Regions from separate parts of the Homo sapiens genome. Here region 1 is linked to region 2. A link is a contact called in ENCODE Hi-C or POLR2A ChIA-PET data. All regions are on one chromosome and are shown on one strand. The core of a region is the stretch at or near the end of the contact, and the rest is flanking DNA. Distances in the headings are between cores, read along the strand shown.

What was found. A loop is a pair of places that touch in the nucleus more often than their neighbours do. ChIA-PET counts read pairs that join two places held with the same protein, here RNA polymerase II (POLR2A). Pooled maps may share reads with other maps.
Region 1: a map of IMR-90 shows a loop between it and region 2 (5-fold over the local background). The contact joins the promoter of GAS1RR here to the enhancer-like site in region 2. A Hi-C loop is called at or near these places in 10 of 168 maps with a recorded cell type or tissue (A673, GM12878, IMR-90 and 7 more) and 25 of 50 pooled maps. POLR2A ChIA-PET finds 5 or more read pairs at or near these places in 3 of 52 experiments (AG04449, BJ and H1).

The regions. Positions count from the first base shown.
Region 1 is chr9:86,947,448-86,952,284 of GRCh38, forward strand. GAS1RR (GAS1 adjacent regulatory RNA) reads left to right here and starts at 1,251. Exons shown (of 7, transcript NR_049794.1): 1 at 1,251-1,546; 2 at 3,420-3,552. GAS1 (growth arrest specific 1) reads right to left here and starts at 59. Exons shown (of 1, transcript NM_002048.3): 1 at 1-59.
Region 2 is chr9:86,432,684-86,437,951 of GRCh38, forward strand. All of the region lies in intron 1 of LOC102724080 (a long non-coding RNA gene), which reads left to right. Among named protein-coding and RNA genes, the nearest start is that of TUT7, 81 kb to the left of the region's middle. Within about 2 kb of position 1,853, at least 6 of the 41 ENCODE cell types and tissues checked have a DNase peak (open chromatin) inside an H3K27ac peak, as active enhancers do; they include A673 and IMR-90, where a contact is called at or near this core.

The DNA of each region.
Region 1 (4,837 bases), core at 1-2,500, 510 kb after region 2:
CTCGGCGGCAGCTTCTCGGGTGACCAAGAGCCCGGGGAGCGGATCCGCTGAGCCCGGCTGCAGACTCGTTAGCAGCGAGGCTTTAAATACAAAAGTGGGCCGGGAGCCCCCGCGTGGTGCCGCGGTGCCCCCTCATTATGCATGCATGGAAAAGCAAACAAACAAAAACATTAGCAACGCTCCTCCGGCTCGCCGAGCCCCGGCCCCGCGCGCTCCGAGCCTGCCCGCTTTCTCCTTTCTCCACTCTCTTTCGCCCTTTGCTCGGCCCCCTTTCCCGGCTTTTCGAGATGCTATTGGTCCTGCCTGTTGTTGTTGAAAGTTTTTTTTTTTTTTTTTACGAGCCGCTGGAGTGGGGTTGCGGAGTGGGGGAGGGCGGGAGGGTGGTGGGCAGCTCACATTCAGGCATTCAGGGCTTGAAAGGAACGGCTTAGGGAGCCTGACGGAGGCCCGGAGCTCCTCCTACTCTTAAGGAGGCTCGGATATGCAGCCCCAGCTCGCGCACAGAACCAGCGGGCAGGGCTTAGGGGCAGCTGTTTGCATCCGGCTCAGCCACGGGCCTTTTTTGTTTGTTTTTTTTTTCTTTTTTTTTTTTTTTGTAGTTTTATTAATTCTCGCTGGCCCCCATCTGTGCTTTCGACTGGATTCAGAACTCAGTTTATCTTCCAGGCTCCCTGTCTTTGGGTCTTGATCACCACAGAGGGGAAGGGGAGAATCCAGAGATAAAATGTGAGACTGAAACTGTTTTAAAGAAGCATACAAGAAAGAAGCACACACTTTATTAGGGAGATGTTGATGAGATGCTTACAACCCGCCCGCCACCCCCCAGCCCCAGCTAGGCCATCTGGCAGGTACCGCCCGTGCGCCAGGCATCGTTTTCAAATTGCAAGACCGAAATCCAATCAACCGAAATAATTTCTTAGGAAGATAAGCTTGCAACACGTGCAATAATGAAAAAATTTAACTAGCATTAAAAATATTCAGGAATGTCGAGCAATTACCACCTGGCCGCAGTCACAGGACAGAAGACGGAATAAATGGGCACGCACCAAAGGTTTATATTAAAGTGTAAGTTTCAGCCCCTCAGTATATTTAAGGGAGGCTGCTCTGCAGAGGAAACCTCTGCCTTCTCGGCGAGGGAGTTTCCGAGCTACCTTAACTGGGGCGCAACGCAGCCTTCCGCCACCAGAGGCAGCGGGCGTCTGCGGCCTGTCAAAAACTGGCGCTTTTTTCCTCCCCTTTCCGTGGAGAGACTATCAACTCCATCTGTCACAAAAATTAAGGCTAAATCTCCTCTCCAGAAGCAGAGGGAGCCGGGGCTCCGACGCGCTCAGCGTCGGGCTGTCTGCCTCTCCCTAGAGGCCAAGTGAATTTGAAATGGCAAAAGTCACAGCCGGAGGCCCAGCACTAGGAGATTCCTCCGGCTGCGGGAAATCTTCCTGTACCTGCTGAAGCTGCTGCGTTCCTCAGAGGCGCTTGGTCTGCCGTGGGAAGCTGCACCTCTGCAGTCCCCAAAACCAAAATCAAACCTTAAAAGAGCCAGACTGAGGTAAGGCGGACCGTCTTGCTCTGATTTGAGTATTGGTAGACAAACAGCAATATAAATCGATACTAAAAAAATCCAGAAAGGCTGCAACTTCATGGCACATCAAAACAACCATATCCCTGGCTCTCTGTCTCTTTTTTTTTCTCTATTATTTGGAGTTGTCCTCTCAGTCCGGCCTGGAGGACTTGGACAACTCAGACACCTTCTCTGTGTCTGGGATCCCTCCACAGGTAAGGTTCGAAGCCAATTAGACAATTGAAAAATCCCCTCTTGTCTTTAAAGCTTTGTTATTTTAGGCCCATAAGGAACAAAGTCAGCACTCGGTTTCATCTTTACTTGAATTTTTGTTGAGTTCCTTTAGAATAGTGGGACCCAAACCTTAGCACGTATCCTAAAACTCAGATCCCTAGTTTTTGGAGTTTCTGATTTAGTTGGACTGGTGGGTCCCAAGAATATGCATTTCTAACAAGTTCTCAGGGAATGCTGCTCTCAAACTTTGAGAATCACTGCTCTCAAAGTTAACATGTTTCTTTTCTGTGTTGTTGCTGTGTTTTTGGTAACACTTGCCCCACCTTGGCCTTGATACAGCTCTCAGTGGGGTTTAAGGGAGGCCCAAGAGCTCTGCATGCTTTGGGGACTTCTGCATCCCAGTCACATAGCATTAGCATTGCAAGCCTGAGGGGTTCTCAGCCCACTTTTTACTGTGTCATTTCCATTCACCACAATAGGCTATACTGTCTTCTATCTTAAAAAAACATAATAGTAAAACCTTCTAGACTCCACGTCCCTATTCAGTCACTATCCCATTTTCATGAAAACTTGAAAATCTTGCTTTTACTCACTTTCCCCACTCGATTCACTCTACATAATCGAGTTCCATTCGATTATGTAGAGTCGCTAGTGACCAAAACCTTGCTCTACCTGATTGTCACTTCTCAGTCCTCAGCTTATATGACGTTTCAGCAGCATTGGCCATGACTGATCACCTCCTTTTCAAAGCGCTTTCTAAAATTTTGGCTTCCGAAACTCCATACTCCCCTGTTCTCTCATTTTACTGCCTGGTGGCTCCTTCTGTCTCTCAACTCCTTAGGTAACCACATCTAGTGCCTTGATTTTAAATTGCATCTCCTAATTTGATGTTTTCAATCTCAGTCTTTCTCTGATCTCCATATGTATATATTCACTTGGTTCCAAGGACATCTCAAACTTAAGCTTCCCCAAGAGCACTTCTAAATTTCCATCCCCAAAACCTATTTGTTTACTGGGCTTACTGTGGTAGATACCCTCCAAAATTGGTCTCCATCACTTTTCTCCCTACCTTTACATCCTTACTACTCAGATCAAAAGGCAGAGTATAATCCCCTTCCCCTTGAGTCTTGGGTAGGCCTTACTGACTTTGACCAATAGGACATAGTGAAAGTGACTGACATTCTGGGGCCTCCAAGGCTAGATCACAAGAAGCCTTGCAGCTTCTACTCGGGCCTTGTATTAGTCCGTTTTCACACTGCTGATAAAGATATACCCAAGATTGGGCAATTTACAAAAGAAAGAGGTTTACTGGACTTAGGGTTCCACATGGCTGGGGAGGCCTCACAATTATGGTGGAAGGCAAGGAGGAGCAAATCACATCTTACATGGATGGCAGCAGGCAACGAGAGGGCTTGTGCAGAGAAACTCCTGTTTTTAAAACCATCATATCTCATGAGACCCATTCACTGTCATGAAAACAGCATGGGAAAGATACACCCCCATGATTCAGTCATCTCCCACTGGGTCCCTCCCACAATATGTGGGAATTATGGGAGCTACAAGATGAGATTTGGGTGGGAACACAGAGCCAAACCTTATCAGGCCTCTTGGAATACTTGCTCTGCAGAAGCCAGTCACCACGTAAGACATCTGGACCACCTTCAGACTCGCATGCTGTGAGGAAGCCCATGCTTACTATGTGTAGAGGATACATGGAGAAGGAAAGAGATGCCTGGCCAGCTCCCTGCTGTTTCAGCCATGTGAGTGAAGAAGGCACCAGACTTGTGAGTGGAGACACTAACTTGGATGTCCAGCCCAGCTGAACCTTCAGGTGACTCCAGCTCTAGCTGCCATCCTACTGAAGACACATGAGAGAGACCCCAAGCCAGGGTCAAGATCAGCGTGAAGCAAGTGAGGCATTTTGGTGCAAAATGTAAGGAGGCATTGACCTTCATAATTGGGCTCCAAGACTCCAAGAGTGAGTGCCTCCTTAAATTTTGTACTTTAGACACTACACTCACCTTTCTCTAGTTCTGGTCTTGCCTCAAGCAAGAAGAGCAGAGCTTAGCTCAGTCAACCCAAAGAATCCTGAGAAATAACAAAAAAATATTCTTTTAAGCCACTCAGTTTTGAGATGGTTTGTTATGCAACAATAGAGCATTAGAACTTTTCTTCCTGTCCAATTGCTTAGGTGAAAGATGCTAGTATCTGCCTGAATTCTTTCCTTTTCTTCACATTCTACATTCAATTAATGGCTCATCATAGGTGTCAATAAAATATTTGATAAGTTGAATGAATGAAGAATCAGCACTTCTTGTCTTCTAAATCAGCCAACTCAGAACTAGTCCAAATCATTTCTACTACAAAGAACAGTAATAAAGACCCTGAGAGATTAAAGAATACAGAATAGTTCTGAAGTTTTAAAATATAAAATTATATTTCCAAAAGGGTTGACTGGTTCAGTGAAAGAACAAAAACCTCAATCAACAAATACCAATTACCTTTTGGTGCTTTAGCAACATAACCCAGATAAAGTAGGAGGAGATAGACTTCTGCCCTCAGAGGACTCAACAATATGTCACTTGGCCATTTGGAGTTGTCAGAGGCTCTAACCACTTAGCAGAAGTCTTAAGTCACAGACACCCTGTATTAGTGTGTTCTCACACTACTATAAAGACTGGGTAATTTATTTAAAAAATAGGTTTAATCTGCTCATGGTTCAGAAGGCTTTATAGGCTTCTGCCTCTGGGGAGGCCTCAGGAAGCTTACAATCATGGCTGAAGGCAAGTGGAAGCAAGCACTTCTTCACATGGCTGGCAGGAGAGAGAGAGCAAAGGAGAGGGGTGCTACACATTTTCAAACAGCCAGATCTTTTGAGAACTCACTCTCACAAGAACAGTATGGGGGAACTCCCTCCATCCCTTCCCCATGATCCAATCACCTCCCACCAGGTCCCTCCTCCAACACTGGAGATTATAATTCAACATGAGATTTAGGTGGGGACACAGAGCCAAACCATATCACATTCACTCTCTTGTTTTCTTT
Region 2 (5,268 bases), core at 603-3,102:
TCTAATGTAGTTGAGGAGAAAACCAAACATATGTGAAAAGTCAGATGGCAGTCAAATCTTTAAATACTAATTCAAGGCAATAACAGATATGAGTAACAACTCTAGACAGAAAATGTGTAGTGGCTTCATGACAGGGTATTTCAGAAGATCAGTTGATGTGAAACCCATGGCCCAAGTTAGTCAAGGAAGACTTCATGGATTTGCAATTTGACCTTAGTATATGTGGAAGTGTACAAACTCATTGATATGTAAAGAAAATAAATGGGAACTCACCAAGCTAGCTTCTGACTTTTCAGTGAGGTCATCTGTCTACTTCTGTATCCACAGCACCTACAACACTGCCTTACACATTGTAGGTGCTCAGAAAATATTTATCAAATGATCAGATGAATGCATTTGGTTGAATAAATCAGTTAGGTATGGAATTGGAGCTTTGCAAGAGAGGACATATATTCTGGAGCATCAGCTTTGGACCATTTGCTAGGTAATCGATAAGGGGGAAACAGAGCTGGTAGGTCATCTGAGTCACAGTTTGCTGCTTTCTTTCTTTCTTTCTTTTTTTTTTTTTTTTTTGTAGAGACACAGTCTTTCTCCGTCACCCATGCTGGAGTGCAGTGGTGCGATCTCGGCTCACTGCAACCTCCGCCTCCCGGGTTCAAGCCATTCTCATGCCTCAGCCTCCTGAGTAGCTGGGATTACAGGTGCATGCCACCACGCCCAGCTAATTTCTTTTGTATTTTACTAGAGACGGGGTTTCGCCTTGTTGCCCAGGCTAGTCTCGAACTCCTGAGCTCAGGCAATCCGCCCGCCTCGGCCTCCCAAAGTGCTAGGATTACAGGCATGAGCCAGCTTGCTCCTTTTAAGAGGAGTTCAATTGCTGGTATCATTTGGCCATTATTCCTATTAGTTTTTGAGAATCAGAGAATGCCACAGTTTTCATTTTTACTTAAAAATCTATGCATCTATAGTCTTTTTCAGAGAGTTCAGGGAAAAAGGACTTATAGGGACACTATGAGTTTGTACAATTCAGTAACTGAAGAACAGAGTGGCAAAAGTTCTTCAAATACTGAGAGAAGAGATGCTAGGAAATGCATCAGAAACATTATTTGAAACATCTAACAGGGTTTTTATTTCTTAGTTTCCTATATTTAATTCTTTTTTTCCCTATATTTAATTCTTGACTCTCTATGGTAGTCAACCTCAGAAAATTTCAATACTTTCAAGAATTATCACATGAACAGAATTTAAGGTTTTAAGCATTTTTTTTTTTTGCTCTTTAATGTGATCTGTTGTTAACAATTACCATAAATCTTTACTTAAGATTTACTTTAAGAGACTTGCACCACCCTTCTATTTTTTGGTCATTAGAGACTTTCTAGCGAAAATGCTAGAAAGCTAAATGAAGACTAAAAGGCTGCTTTCTGGTTTAAATTCATCTGTACCTGCAGTTGCAAAGCCAGTAGAGGGAGCAGTGTACCTATTCTTTGATTTCTGGAATTGCAACTACTTGGATGGACTGAATTTCAAACAATCTGCATAATCAAGACTATTTCACCCAGAGAGAGGGAGTCAGGGGCTACAATTTGTTTGTTTGTTTGTTTGTTTGTTTGTTTTGGCAATCATGGCTTTATGTTAGGGTATTAGCAGAGTTACAGAGTTGCTTTATTACATTGAAGAACTTTGATGAGGTTGCTGTGTGAGGACTGTTCTTCCATTTTGCTTCCTTTAACTAAAAGTCATTTGAGCATTTTGTACCAAGTCCACAAAAAGCTGGCTGAGTAAACTCATCAGGTGGATTAGATTCTCGGTATTCAGGATAGCTTGCGCAACCGGGTGGGCATGTTCGCTAATCCCTGCAACTTTGATGTGGCTGCAGAGTGGGAGCTGGGATGAGTTCTTCCTCCCTGACTCACTGGTTTCCACTCCACGAGACTCCAAAGTCTGTCCCGCACTGTCTCTCTAGCTGACTTAGCAGAGATAGGACCCCTCCTGTTCTATCTCATCTGACTCACTCCCACGGAGTTATTTTTCCTTAGCGACAGGGCCATGGGCCGAGCAAAGGAGGCAGCACTCCTGTCTCACCACTCCACCCCCTTTAACAACTGTTGTTTTATGTAACATTTTACTTGTCTTTTCACCATTGGATTCTCCCCGTGTTTCTAGCTACCAGCTCATAGCTTAGGTGGGGTTCTTTTCTTTGTCTTCACTTACCTTTTTTCATTGAAACAGATGCTTTAGCAATATTATCAGCCCATCTTTGCTAACTTTTTTTAAATTCAATTCTTTTGTTTTTTTAATTTTTTTAAAATTTGAGAATGAATCTCACTCTGTCGCCAGGCTGGAGTGCAGTGGTGCGATCTTGGCTGACTGCAACATCCGCTTCCTGGGTTTAAGCGATTCTCCTGCCTCAGCCTCCCAAGTAGCTGGGACTACAGGCACACATCACTGTGCCCAGCTAATTTTTGTATTTTTAGAGACGGGGGTTTCACCATGTTGGCTAGGCTGCTCTCGAACTCCTGACCTCGTGATCCACCCGCCTCGGCTTCCCAAAGTGCTGGGATTACAGGCGTGAGCCACCGCCCCCGGCATGGTATTCAATTATTTTGACAGTAGCTCTTGGTCTTGTGATGTCGCTTCCATTTCTTCAACAGGTATTTATGTCTTTCCATTTCTTTTTGTTTTTGTTTATGCCTTCTCTCTCCAGCTAGAATGTGAAATAATACCTGTGGCTGAAAAGAAGCTCTTTTGACCCAGGATCCTGGTCCTCTGCATAACAGTCAAGACCATTCTCATTTGCCTGAAAGTGTTTTAGAGAAGAAAGAGAAATTCAGGACCAATCAGCAATTCCCTTTTCCACTCTTATGAAGAAAGAAAAAGGATTTGTGTTATTTGAGATTTAAGTTACTTCCTTTTTTCCTATGACAGGTTTTGGTAAATGCCCAGCTCCAATAATACGTTAACATTTTCAGAGTCAATCTGGGTTATAAGTAAATAAACTCCATTTTGATCTTGTTCTCGTTGGTTCTTTTTTACTGTCACTTTTAGGCCTTTTTTGAAAGGAGAGAGAGACATTCTCTACCAGGTCAGAATCTGCCCTATGCTTATTCCAGATCAGTATGCTTGGTCCAATACTCAATCACTAATCACTTACGTGACACGCTGTGTGAGTGAGACTAACTTTTGGCTATTCTTAAAGTATAGCTACAGTGAAAACATCATTAGGAATGCCTCTGGCTACTGTATTCAGAAAAGATACTAAGTATAAGAATTTTGGAAAGTCAGCTTTATCCTTTAAAAAGGTGATAGTTTGTGATTCCATTTGCTTTACTCTTATTTTGCACTCTGTTCAGAGATCAAGAAGGGAACTGGTTACCATTTATTGGTGCCTCTCAAGCCCCTCCATGCCAAGATAAGATGGGAAAAGTTGAGTTTTGAGGATTTGGGGAAGTCGAGTAAGTCTGGTGAGTAGAGTGGGGAAAGCCCAAGGTTAAGGCTGTCGTGGTTAGCGATGGAAGAACTGAGGTAGAGAGCCTGGAATGAGGGATCAGATAATGAGAGGAGGATTCCAAGTGTGGCTGATGCCAATGGGGGGTGAAGACAGAAGTCTAAGGAGTTATGGAGAGTAAGGACAAAAAATGAAAGTGCCATGTCTGAAGAATCATTACTATTGACTTGAGAGTCTTCAAGTTTGGTGAAAGAATTTCAATGAAGCATTCTACTCTCAGAAATTGAGATCTTACTACTGCTTTAGTGACTATTTTATCTGATATTTTTATAGCAACTCTATCATTCATTTTGTTGGTACATGCTTATATATATTTTCCCATGTTATTCAAATGTTGTATGTCCTTTGGTTTTAGATGTTGGATAGAGTGAGTTCTAAATTTCTCTTCAAAGAATCACTATGTCAGTATGGTCAGTTCTTTGTCCTCCATTTTTAAGTTTAACTTCCTCGTAGTTTCAGTAAACAACATTTTCCGCCAGTTTTAATCAGTAGTTCACATCTGTTCCCCTGGTCACCTGCTCCATCCTGACTCATCCTGGTTACCTTTTTTGACCTGAATCACCTGTGGTCACCTAAGTCTGACTTAAGTCACCTTTAGTCACCTGTTCCGTAATTGTCCTTCCCACAAAACTACTGACCCCACTACTCTGGCTCATACCCCTGCTCTCTTTAAAATAGCCTATCAGAATTAGCTTAGACTGTATGGTCCAAGCCTGCCATTAGGGGAACGACACAGCAATAGGGACTACCTGTGTCGGGAATAAGAACCCCTTCCCCTCCCTTTTTCAGGTGTGCTCTTGCCATTACTCCATTTGACAGTCATACCCTTCTATAGAAGTAAAAATTGCCTTGCTGAGAAAATTATGTTCAAGTGCTATTTCTTTGTGGCACTGAGAACAAGCATTTCATTTCTAACATAGGTAAACCTGGCTTCTTTTACTTTTTAAAAATCCGGTTTTGTTTTCATTTTCTTTTATACTTAGTCCATTTAGCCTTATTGTAGACTTTGTCTTTTGTTTTTTTTTTCTTTTTTTTGAGACAGAGTCTCACTCTGTTGCCCTGACTGGAGTGCAGTGGTGATGCAATCTTGGCTTACTGCAACCTCTGCCTCCTGGGTTCAAGCAATTCTCTGCCTCAGCCTCCCAAATAGCTGGGATTGCAGGTGCAACAGGCGTGCGCCACCACACCCGGCTAATTTTTTGTCTTTTTAATGGAAATGGGGTTTCACCATGTTAGCCAGGCTGGTCTCGAACTCCTGACCTCAGATGATCCGCCCACCTCTACCTCCCAAAGTGCTGGGATTACAGGCATGAGTCACTGTGCCTGGCTACCATTTATATTTGAAAAGAATATTTGCTAGAACTAGGGATCCAGGTTTTTGGTTATCTTCTTTCTTTTAGTTCTTTGTCTCTTCTGGTGTCCAGTGGATGGATATTAAGAAGTAAGCCATCAGTCTTTTCATCATTTCTCTGTGGGTAAGTCTCTCTTTTCTCTCTGGCTGCTTTAAACACTTTCTTTGTCTTCTTTGATGTTCTTTAGTTTCACTGTGCTATGTCTAGGCACCCATATCTTTGGGTTTCATTGATTGCAGTAATTTGAGGATTGGTATCTTTCACTAATTCTGAAAAATTTCAGCCATGATCTCTCTTAAATTTTTTTTCTTCTAAAATTTTTTAAAATGACAAATAAAAATTGCATATATTTATGGTATACAATGTGATGTTTCAATATATGTATACATTGTGCAATTAAGCTAGTTAACA